Linked DNA regions of Homo sapiens: all the other regions are linked to region 3. Evidence: chromatin contacts called from ENCODE Hi-C or POLR2A ChIA-PET data. All regions are on one chromosome and are shown on one strand. Each heading gives the region's core, a stretch centred on a gene start or an enhancer-like site at or near the end of the contact. The rest is flanking DNA. Distances are from core to core; before and after follow the strand shown. Region 1 overlaps CMYA5 (cardiomyopathy associated 5). Region 2 overlaps TENT2 (terminal nucleotidyltransferase 2). Region 3 holds the start of CMYA5 (cardiomyopathy associated 5). Region 4 overlaps CMYA5 (cardiomyopathy associated 5).

The links. Hi-C counts contacts between places; a loop is a spot of excess contacts on that map. ChIA-PET counts read pairs that join two places held with the same protein, here RNA polymerase II (POLR2A). Pooled maps may share reads with other maps.
Region 1: a loop to region 3 is called in a map of heart right ventricle, with 2.4 times the contacts of the local background. The contact joins the enhancer-like site here to the promoter of CMYA5 in region 3. A Hi-C loop is called at or near these places in 4 of 168 maps with a recorded cell type or tissue (Right ventricle myocardium inferior, cardiac septum, heart left ventricle and 1 more) and 13 of 50 pooled maps. POLR2A ChIA-PET finds 5 or more read pairs at or near these places in 2 of 52 experiments (BJ and RWPE1).
Region 2: a map of heart left ventricle shows a loop between it and region 3 (3-fold over the local background). The contact joins the enhancer-like site here to the promoter of CMYA5 in region 3. A Hi-C loop is called at or near these places in 4 of 168 maps with a recorded cell type or tissue (GM13977, heart left ventricle, left cardiac atrium and 1 more), 1 of 37 single-sample maps with no recorded cell type and 4 of 50 pooled maps. POLR2A ChIA-PET finds 5 or more read pairs at or near these places in 7 of 52 experiments (BJ, OCI-LY7, WTC11 and 4 more).
Region 4: a map of heart left ventricle shows a loop between it and region 3 (3-fold over the local background). The contact joins the enhancer-like site here to the promoter of CMYA5 in region 3. A Hi-C loop is called at or near these places in 8 of 168 maps with a recorded cell type or tissue (Right ventricle myocardium inferior, cardiac septum, heart left ventricle and 1 more) and 7 of 50 pooled maps. POLR2A ChIA-PET finds 5 or more read pairs at or near these places in 3 of 52 experiments (A673, CD4-positive, alpha-beta T cell and Panc1).

The regions. Positions count from the first base shown.
Region 1 is chr5:79,726,446-79,729,145 of GRCh38, reverse strand. It overlaps CMYA5 (cardiomyopathy associated 5), which reads right to left. Exons shown (of 13, transcript NM_153610.5): 2 at 1-231. Among named protein-coding and RNA genes, the nearest start is that of CMYA5, 38 kb to the right of the region's middle. Within about 2 kb of position 1,250, at least 5 of the 41 ENCODE cell types and tissues checked have a DNase peak (open chromatin) inside an H3K27ac peak, as active enhancers do; they include heart left ventricle and heart right ventricle, where a contact is called at or near this core.
Region 2 is chr5:79,629,225-79,631,924 of GRCh38, reverse strand. All of the region lies in intron 4 of TENT2 (terminal nucleotidyltransferase 2), which reads right to left. Among named protein-coding and RNA genes, the nearest start is that of TENT2, 18 kb to the right of the region's middle. RefSeq lists enhancers at 1,444-1,943, 1,944-2,445. Within about 2 kb of position 1,269, at least 2 of the 41 ENCODE cell types and tissues checked have a DNase peak (open chromatin) inside an H3K27ac peak, as active enhancers do.
Region 3 is chr5:79,688,457-79,691,156 of GRCh38, reverse strand. It overlaps CMYA5 (cardiomyopathy associated 5), which reads right to left and starts at 1,321. Exons shown (of 13, transcript NM_153610.5): 1 at 1,101-1,321. The coding sequence starts at 1,249. RefSeq lists an enhancer at 1,310-1,811.
Region 4 is chr5:79,742,928-79,745,627 of GRCh38, reverse strand. CMYA5 (cardiomyopathy associated 5) reads right to left here. Exons shown (of 13, transcript NM_153610.5): 3 at 1,706-1,801; 4 at 173-406. Among named protein-coding and RNA genes, the nearest start is that of CMYA5, 54 kb to the right of the region's middle. Within about 2 kb of position 1,252, at least 3 of the 41 ENCODE cell types and tissues checked have a DNase peak (open chromatin) inside an H3K27ac peak, as active enhancers do; they include heart left ventricle and heart right ventricle, where a contact is called at or near this core.

The DNA of each region.
Region 1 (2,700 bases), core at 1-2,500, 38 kb before region 3:
TCATCCACAATAAAGGAAACATTTCCAGGAGGAGAATTCACAGTTGACCCTTCCCGACTACACACACCAGAAGTCTGACTTTCTTCTGAAGCCCAAGGAGTAGAAGATCTACTTGAATTGGTTTCCCAGGTTATCCCACTATCTTCCCTTTGGACTGTCACCATGGAAAAGGAGGGGTCAGATATGATATACTCCTGCTTGATCTTTCCCTCTTCATCCTGGTCTGATAACCTATAGCAAATAACAATATTAATTATATATTATCATAATAAAATAATACTAATTAATAGAATAAGTAAATACATTTTTACCAGGTAAAGGATTAATGTGAAATTAAAATACAGACATCAATATTGCCTTCCATGTCAAAAAGAGGGATGTATATCAAATAAAGTTTAAAAACCAAAGTCAGGATACCCAATACAATGACACATCCCAGGCTGGAATGACTCACTATTCCACAAACTCAAAAAAGCTAAAGTTAAATTTACCACCTTCTCTCATCAGGATTGCCTTCCTGATCTTGTCGGGACTCAGCAGTCACTCAAGCCCACTCTAGTCACCAGCATCTTCATAATAACTCTTGTATCTGTGCTCTCTCTGTTACCACGATCGCCACCTCACCCAGCTTTTCACCACTTCCCTCCTAGTCACTGCCATTAACTTCCTAACTGGTCAGCTGGTATCACAGGTACCTCATTTTCCCCCACTCTTAACCCACTGTGCCGCATCCTCCCAGACTGGCTTTACTAACCAGCTCAGTATGCCACCCCCTGCTTTAAAATCTCAGCAAATTCTTCATATCCACAGAAGAAAAAAAAAAAAAAGATGTTCAAAATCCTTAGCTCTCTAATCCCTATCTGACATTCTTTCCAAGTGTGTACCTGCACCCTACCCCTACAGGTAAATTCCTGTTTTAACAATAATTCACTGTTCGGCAAATAGATCTTGGGAACTCTGAGTCATGATAAAGAGAAAACAGGTCATTGAATAGAGAGAGGTCACAAAAAATGTCAACCTACTGTGCTTCACTTTCCTCATCTATAAAACAGGGATAATAATAGAACCTATCTCGTGAGCTTGTTGAGAAGATTAAATTAGTTAACTCATGCGAAATGCTTAGGGAATATTCCTGGCATGTAGTTAGTGCTCACTCAATAAATGTTATCTGTAGTCAGGCCTTCCTGATGACACATGATGAAAGGCGCCTGGGCATGATCACTTGCAGCTGCTACAGGATACAGAAGTGTGGAAAGGCTGTGTCCGTGGACTGGTCTCTCATCCCTTCCGAGATGGCTGGCTTTGGCCGCTCCTTCATTTGCTATTGGGCCCCCATCTTAGACTCTGTAGCGCTCTTCTCTGAAATTGTCTTCTACCTCTTCCTCACTTGTACTTACGCTGTTCCTCCATTTAGAATGCAGAGCCCCGACAATACTCCACTTCTGCAACTGTAAATTCTACCTACTCCTTAAGGCTGGGTTTAAATTCCTCTGCGGTTATCATTCCTGACCAATGCAGCAGCCGCGTTTGCCATCACTTCATAAACATATTTCCTCCTAGGAATATGCAAGATGAAGCCCAGCTACTGACTGGCTTACATCTGTCTACAACAATAAAAACAAAAAACCTTCTGTTAAAAACACGAAACATAAGTGTTAAATTAAGACAATTGAAAAAAAATCTACAGTTAGATTTATGTCCCTTCGTAAACTGTTTTTATCATCAGTCTCTGCATATATCAGAGGTCCTTAACTCTGAGACATTATAAAAACCACCTGTGGAAACTTTTTTAAAAATACTAATACTGCCCCATACCCTTCTCCACAGAGATTCTGATTTAATTGTACGAGGGTCTGGTCTTCACATTGCTATGTTTTTAGATTTTAAAAGCTGCCAGGCGACTACAATATGTATTCAGAATCACTGGCCTGGCCAGGCACAGTGGCTCACGCCTGTAATCCCAGCACTTTGGGAGGCCGAGGCGGGTGGATCACCTGAGGTCAGGAGTTTGAGACCAGCCTGGCCAACATTGTAAAACCCCATCTCTACGAAAAATACAAAAATTAGCTGGGTGTGGTGGTGGGTGCCTGTAATCCCAGCTACTCAGGAGGCTGAGGCAGGAGAATCTCTTGAACCCAGGAGGCGGAGGTTGCAGTGAGCTGAGATCACGCCACTGCACTCCAGCCTGGGTGACAACAGTGAAACTCCGTCTCAAAAAAAAAAAAAAAAAAAAAAATCACTGGCCTAAACAATCCTAGCTCTGACACTTAAATAGCACATATCTTTCTTTCTCACTGCAAACCCTTCCTGGTTTGTTAGGTTGGGTGGGGACCAGGACCATAAGTCCTTGCAGGTGCACTCAACTTCCCTTATTAAGCTTCAGAGTTTCCCCAGCAGTCTACTGCAAAGGGGTTATGGCTGTCCTGAGATCCTGGTCTCCTTAGTTCTCAGCACAGCCATGGGGAGCCTGGGGCAGCCAGGCCCCTTGGGCCACTAGCCTGCAATAGCAAGCAGCCAGATCCATTCACCCTAGTGTGCTATAAATTATATCATTTTCTATACATGCCATGAGTGAAGGGTCGGGAAGAAGTAGTCTCTCCACTTCCCCGCAACTCTGCTCTCACTCATTTGCTTGGGTATTAAACTGCTGAACTTAATTAGGAATTAATACTGTATCTTGGTCCTGAACAGAATCTTATT
Region 2 (2,700 bases), core at 20-2,519, 59 kb after region 3:
TCTACAAATTTCCCTGTATCTATACCTATCCTCTCCTCCTATCAGCCAGTTCAAAAAAGTTTTTCTCTTACCTAAGGCCAATCACTCCACCTATACACAGGACTCATTCCCCTTCCACCTTGTGGGAAACCTTATTCATGATTGTTCTTTTCTTTCCAGAGTGGTCAACCTCTTTCCTCTCTATGAATCTTCCCCACAAACATTTATTTGTGACCAGAGTTTCTCCCACCTTACCAAAAAAAGCCTGTCCTAACTTCACACCTTTTGCTCCTCCCTTTCACTGCCAAATGTCCCAAAACAGTTGTGTATAATCTTAGTTTGCATTTGTTCTCCTATTCTTTCCTCAACCGATTTCAACGAGTCTTGGACATAGACTCTCTTCCTGGGGCTTCAATTACCATCTGTATGCTGATGATGGCCAAATACACATTTCTAGCCAATGAATAACCTCTGAATTCCAGATCTATACACAGTATATTCAACTATCAATGCTAAATATCCACTCTGATGCTTCAAAAGCTTCTTAAAGGCACATGTCCACAGACTCATGAGTCAATCCCTATTAAGCACACATATAAATCTTCCTCCTCTTCCATTCTATTCTGTCTCAGCAAATGAGGCCACCAGCTGTAGAAGCCAGAAACTTGAGTGTAATCCTCAAAACCTTCTTCTCAATCGAACCCAATGGTTTTCAACTAGGGCAATTTTGCCCCAGAGGATGACTGGCAATGTCCATAGGCATTTTGGGCTGTCACAACTGGGGATTGGTGGCAGGAATGCTACTAAATGTAGTAGGGTACACAGGACAGCCCCTCCACACCAAAGTAAGCTGGCCTAAAATGTCGATATTGTAGAGGCTTAGACACTGTAATCTAATATATCATCAAATGTTATGGATTCCACCTCTAAAATACAGCTTAAATCCATCAATTTCTCTTCATCTTAACTACTAGCATTTCCTAATTCAAGTACCATTGCCTCTCACTTGAAATACTACAGTACAACTTCCCTACATCCATGCTTGCTCAACTTCAATCTACTCTCCATAGTGCAGTGAAAATAAACTTTTTAACTCATCTGTCCCCTGCATTAAAAAAAAAAAAAAAACCTGAATAGGTTACTGCTGTTATTAGGCTAAAGATCAAAATGGCCTAATAGTCCTTGCAAAATATGCCCCTCTTCCCATCTCCCCTACCACACCTTCAACCACTTCCCCTCAATTCACCAAACACTAGCCATCTTGACCTCCTTTCAGTTATTTGTACACTCCATTCTCCTTTCTGCATCAACACCCTCAAACATGCTATTTCCTCTCTCTAAAGCAGTCTCCCCATCCCCACTACTTTTTGAGACAGAGTCTCACTCTGTCGCCCAGGCTAGAGTGCAGTGGCGTGGTCTTGGCTCACTGCAACCTCCACCTCCTGGGTTCAAGCAATTCTCTGCCTCAGGCTCCCAAGTAGCTGGGATTACAGGCACCTGCCACGAAGCTAATTTTGTATGTTTAAAAGAGATGGAGTTTTGCCATGTTGGTCTTGAACTCCTGACCTCAGGCGATCCACCCACCTTGGCCTCCCAAAGTGTTGCGATTACAGGCATGAGCCACTGCGCCTGGCTCCCACCACTCTTTAACTAGTTAACTCATTCATCTTTCAGATCTCAACTCAAATACTGCCTCCTCTAAGAGGCTTTCCCTGAGACCTCAAATGCATTCTCTCAGCACTCACTAATTTCCTGCACAGCATTTATATAAATAAAATTGTGATCTGCATTTTTTTAATTTTTGTATTTTTGAGACGGAGTCCTGCTCTGTCACCCAGGCTGGAGTACAGTGACGCGATGTTGGCTCACTGCAACCTCTGCCTCCCAAGTTCAAGCAATTCTCCCGCCTCAGCCTCCCGAGTTGCTGGGACTACGGCACACGCCACCACGCCCAGCTAATTTTTTTGTATTTTTAGTAGAGACGGGGTTTCACCATATTGGTCAGGCTGGTCTCGAACTCCTGACTTCAGGTAATCCACCCGCCTCGGCCTCCCAAAGCGCTGGGATTACAGGCGTGAGCCACTGTGCCCGGCCTATGTATGGTTATTATTTTTTTTTTGAGACAGAGTCTCACTCTGTTGCCCAGGCTGGAGTGCAGTGGCACGATCTCGGCTCACTGCAAGCTCTGCCTCCTGGGTTCACGCCATTCTCCTGCCTCAGCCTCCCAAGTAGCTGGGACTACAGGCACCCGCCACCACGCCTGGCTAATTTTTTGTATTTTTAGTAAAGACGGGGTTTCACGATGTTAGCCAGGATGGTCTCGATCTCCTGACCTCGTGATCCACCCGCCTCGGCCTCCCAAAGTGCTGGGATTACAGGCGTGAGCCACTGTGCCTGGCCTATGTATGGTTATTTTTTAATGGCTCCCCCTCTCACCATGCTGTACCTAAATGGTAGAGACCATGTATGTTTAGCAAAACAGTGTATCTCCCACGCCTAGAGCTCACAAATATTTGAATGCTAAATAAATTAAAAATCTTATCTACTCTAGGGTGTTTCAACTGTCACTTTTGTTTCAGATCTCTTAAGAATCCGTATCTCTAGCCTGACCTCACTTCTGAACTCCAAACATATACTGTCAATACAGTTACATTTTTCTACAATACCAATTAACTTATATGTGATTGGTAAACAGAGGAATGGTATCAATATAACATAGAA
Region 3 (2,700 bases), core at 72-2,571:
CTTGCACAGTACCCATAGTCCTCCCTTCCACCTCTATATAGTCTCACACTCCCCATGTTAGGGAAACGTTTCCCCATAGGGGAAAAAGTTAGGGAAACTTTTTCCACAAGGTCCTTGAGGCCAGGGACTGTGCTTGCTTCCCACTTGGCAGCTGTTTGATAAACAGGTGACATACATTCAGGACTTCTTGTCTGACCATCCATCCTCCTCAATGCCCCTCTATGGGCTACTTCTTCAACATCGGCTCTGCTGGCTTTGATTAGGTAAGCTGGGCGTTCTGAGATGGTACACACCCACCTGCCACCTTCAAAGCCTTTCTACTGTTATGAACAGACTGAGGAAGAGACATCACTGACTGACACACAGTCAGGAAAAAACCCAAAACTCATACTCAAGGAAAACAAGTGAAGGTAGAAGCTAATCCAAATAGACATTAGATGATTTCTATTATTCTCATTTTAGGGCCTTCTTAAAGGGACGGAGGGTGGGAGATCGAAGGGTGGGAGGTGCATCTTTTGTACATAGTATTACTTCATCGCATTCACGGAAACTGATATTTGGGATTTGGGACCAGGACTTGAAGAACAGGGATTACTGAAACTCATGCTTCTTTTCCCCCAAAGAATTTATGGGCCTTTGTATCAAAATAAGGTCACCTTATTGCAGCCTAGCCTACTGCTAGGCCCCCGGGGAGACCGCCATTCATCGGAAGGTACCAGTGCGCCTTCACCGCCTCCACCCCACCCCCTTCTCCTCTAGCGCAGGATTTCGCGATTGTTCCTGTGCCTCGGGCCAGATGTACGTGTTCCAGCACATTTCGGCAGTTATGCAGGACCTAAGTAAATCCTCAGGAATAAACAAGAGCAGCGAGTCACAAGGAGCTGGGGGCGGGGGTAATGAACTCTGCTGCAGGCGGGCCTGTCACTCCAGCTGACAGCGAGCACCTTCACCTTCAAGTTCTTTTAAACGACAGTGCACCCAGAGAGAAAGTGCCTAGCTCGAGGCAAACGAACCCCAGAGCTTAAAAACTTAAAGCAAACAAGCAAGGGTGCTGCTAGCTGCCCTGCAGGCCCTGGGCCGAGGAGAGAGGCTCGCGCTACCTGGAGTCCGGCTCCTCCTCCGACTCCGCCGCCGTCTCGTCCTCCTCGCCCTCCGACTCCTCCTCGGTCTCCAGCTCCCGGGTCGCCTCCTCGTCCCCGTCGGAGCCGAGAAAGCTCTCGCCAGCGTGGTTGCTATCGCGGCTCGCCATCGCCTCTCCCGGGCCTGGGCCGGGGCCGGAGCCGGAGCCGCCCGCGCCGCGCCTGGTGTTCTCCCTCCGACTGCTCTGGCCCCTGCCCTCCCCAGCCCTGCCCCTGCGGGGGCGGCTCGGGTTCCCGGCGCCGGGGGCGGGCGAGCCCCGCGACTTTAAATAGAAGGCGTCAAAGTTTCGCCACCGAGCTTCTGGGGCCCGGGCTCAGCTTCTCCTCTTCCCTGAGCCCTCCCCCGCCCCCGTTTCGCCAGATCCCTGGCGGGCCTTTCGGACAACTGGAGATCACTTTAAGGGGCGCGGGCTCCGGCTGCACCAGGGGGTTCAAAGGAGGAAAGGCAACCTAGCCCCGTCTCTTATTTCCTCCAGAGTGAGTCTTTTCGGTTTTGAGCTGAGCTACTTTCTGGACCCTTTATCCCAAACAATACCCTGAGCTGGGCACTTAACTACCAGGCACTCTGCTAAGGGTCTCGCTTTCATTACCTCGATTCTGTGGTGGTACCTGTAGAAGGTTTTACTGTAGTGCTGGTTTCCCAGATGAGGAAACTGAGACTCCGAAGAGCTCCAGCAGCTCAGGCTGTCATTGCTAGTAAAATGACCCAATGAGAAACAAAGCTAGGCGTGCCCTGCTCAAAAGCCCAGTTTTGAACCAGTGTTCCGTCCCGGCTCTCTTTATATCGCAAGTCAATATACTGTGTATTTTCTTGCTCAGTGGTCCCTGTTATTGAGCCAGGAAACTTTATCTCCACTCATCTTAAACCTTGAGGAGGAGCAATTTCCCCCACGTTAGCAAAAAGCTAAGTTTTGTCTGAAACTGGCCCAAATGCCCCAAACCTTTCCCCGGATCAAGTTGTGGTTAAAACCCCTCAATGGCTTCCCACTGCTCAAAGACTGAACCCCAACACCCTCACAAAGGTAACGGTTGCCTAACAGGCCATGTTTTACCTGTCTACTCTTTTTTTTTTTTTGAGATGGAGTCTTGCTCTTGTCGCCCAGACTGGAGTGCAATGGCGCGATCTCGGTCCAGTGCAACTTCCACCTCCTGGGTTCACGCGATTCTCCTGCCTCAGCCTCCCGAGTAGCTGGGACTACAGGCGCGCACCACCATGCCCAGCTAATTTTTGTATTTTTAGTAGAGACGGGGTTTCACCATATTGGCTAGCCTAGTCTCGAACTCCTGACCTCAGGTGATCTGCCCACCTCAGCCTCCCAAAGTTCTGGAATTACAGGTGTGAGCCCCCACGCCCAGCTGGTCAGGTGTCTTTAGAAGTCAGGAGTTCCCAACATTGTCAAGTCACTCCACTGTGTCTTTATTAACACAATTCCTTCTGCCTCAAAGGTTGGTCCCATTTTTACCAGGATACCCATCATTCAAGATCACCACCTTTCACTGAAATCCCAAAGTTAAACTCAGTACCTCTCTTCCAGGTTCCCACATAATCCTATATTCAAAT
Region 4 (2,700 bases), core at 3-2,502, 55 kb before region 3:
TGGGCCTTTTCTATAGGCATCAGGCATGCCCAAATAATGTTTAAATGCCAGAATTATATAAATCCCACACAGAGATATAAATAATCTTAAGGAATAGTGAAAAATGAAGCTTTAAAAGTAGATGTGCCAGAGTGGGCGCAAGGTGTTTGAGCCCATTTTACTTGGCACTTACAGTCAGGAAGACGGCCTCATCAAGCTCCTCTGCTTCTCTCACGATGGTCTCCAGGGTGTCTTTGGCAGTGTCCATGCTCTGCAGAAAGTGGACCATCTGCTCATGCAGGAACTCCATCTTCTTCTTCTTCACTTCCTCAAAGCTCTGGGCTTTCTCATCATACTGTGCTAAAACCTTCTTCATCATTTCCTCATTCTGTTCTTCTAGCCTTTTCTCATTTTTACTACAGTTTTCCTGAAAACAAACAAGCAAAAAAGCCCACTTCTGAATGAAACAAGAAATGCTGCTTTTTTTTTTTTTTGGAAACACCAGCCTTTTAAAGAATTGACCTCTGGCATCCTGATCAGAGAATCAGACATCACATGCACAGTTCAAATTTCTAACCTACCAATCCCTTTCCCACAGTTAGTTTTGCAATAAAGCAATAGAATTTACTGTAACAGTATCATCAAGAAAGTTTTAGCTACCATAATACAAAATATATATATTTTCATATGGAAGTCTTGCCCACCTGCACTCACACATGATGAAACTTGAAAATGGCATCACGTTGAGTGAGCATCCCTGGCCTTCAGATGGTGGAAATGCATCAGTCCACTAAAATCACAGTGCAAGGCAGAAAGCCCAGATATGGAATGGGGGCTACCTCCCCAAATGTTCTCCAGTGAGATGGCAGGTTATCCCACAGTGGGAGAAACTTCGTTGCCTGTCCAGACACATCCAGATGCCTGGCTATCCTCACTAGTGGGGCTAGTAATAAGATGATCCCATAATTTACTCCCTAAAAAGGACACCTGGGGAAGGTGACACCCGAAATAACTAGCATGTACTAGTTGATCCACAACATGAATTAAGCAGACCTCTTACAAGCAAACCAGCATGTGGAGCGGCCCCAGTAGTAGGGAAACTGTGCAGCAGCCTCTGCAGTGGCCTCAGGCCCTCTGCCAGTCCTGATTGACTGGTGAGGGTGCCTGGGCCATCTCTGTATAAGGATGGAGCATTGCTAGTCCCTCTCTTCCCTGCAGAAGGGATAAGAGCCAGCAGCTAGGAGAGTATGAACTCATCAGAGATAGTCGTGCTATGAGAGGCACTCACTGGCCCTGGGCATGGGACACTGGGCAGTGACTCAGAGCATTTCTGCAGAGTTAACCCAGTGAGAGGCATGAAAATGAGGAATGTACTCTAAGACTTGGTTTCTTATCTATACAATTGGAACAATAATAACACCTATCTCATATAATTGTGAGGATTCAGTCAGGTAAAGCATGTAAAGCATTTGCCCTATTATAGTAAGTGTTAATAAATGCATGTCTGTCGTTACCGGCAAATCTTTTATCCATAGGCAGAAAGGAATCTCACTCATTATGCACAGAGAGAAGACTTTAAGCATTCTCGCTTTGAATGGAACCGAACCAACAATGGCAAACAACACATGCGCATAAAATCCCCAAGTCAGATCCCTTCACCTCAGAATCATTTACTTCTGATACTGTGAACAAGCCAGGTTAAGGTAAAATGGGTGTGTTAACTTACCTCAATGGTATTAAAAAAGGATTCTATCTCACTAACAAAGGCTTCAATCCTCAAGGACTTTTCTTGTAAATTTTCTAGAAATTCTGCTAATTGAACCTGAAGAAAAGAATTAAGATATCCTTAGTATATGACATTTAGGAAGAGAACTTCAACCAGTGAGCTCCAAGTTCCTTATAAATTTAGTATGTTTCGTAGAGACTTACTATACTATATCCACTAACAAATCAATCCTTAAATTTTCTTTACTGCCTCATCTGACTATAGATAATTCTGTATGATAATTAGGAGGTTTTGAGTGAAAACCTCAAAACAACTACACAAAGACAGTATATCTTCGTAAGTGAAAGAATGGACTTTCTTGATAAACTGATGAGCTCAAAACATACCTGTTTTAATGAACTATAGATTTGAATGCGTTCTCTCTAGTAAGACCTTGGTTTTTATATGTTCTGAGAGAGGAGTCTTTTTGCTAAACTGGTCCAATATACCTGAGTAATTTCTTCACATTTATACTAATGGCCTGAGAAGGTGATCAGAGTGCCACAAGGCCTGAAATTTAGCATACCAACTGAGAGAAACTGCCTACTAAAGGGACCTAAAAGTTCTAATGACCCTCAAAGGGTTAAAATACTCAAGGGGTAATAGCCAACTAGAAAACGTATGGGGTGATAGGGGAGCATGGTACCCACTTTAGCCGTAATTATAAACCTAGCAACAGCCAATCTTGCTAAACTTAAAAAATAACAAAGCAGAAAAAATAGCAGAGCTTCAGCTGTCTGATTCACTACCACAGACTGATGGAGATACAACATTGATGGAGGCCTCTTCAGGATCTGGTCTCTACTTCCCTCTATGGCCCTTACCTCTTCTCCACAGCCCCCAGGCTCCAATCACACAGGCTTCGTCATTGCACTCTTTCTCATCTGTGTGCCTTCATATGGTATTCCTTGGCTCTAGAATGTTGTCCCTGCCCTTGACTGCTAGAAGAGCTCTAT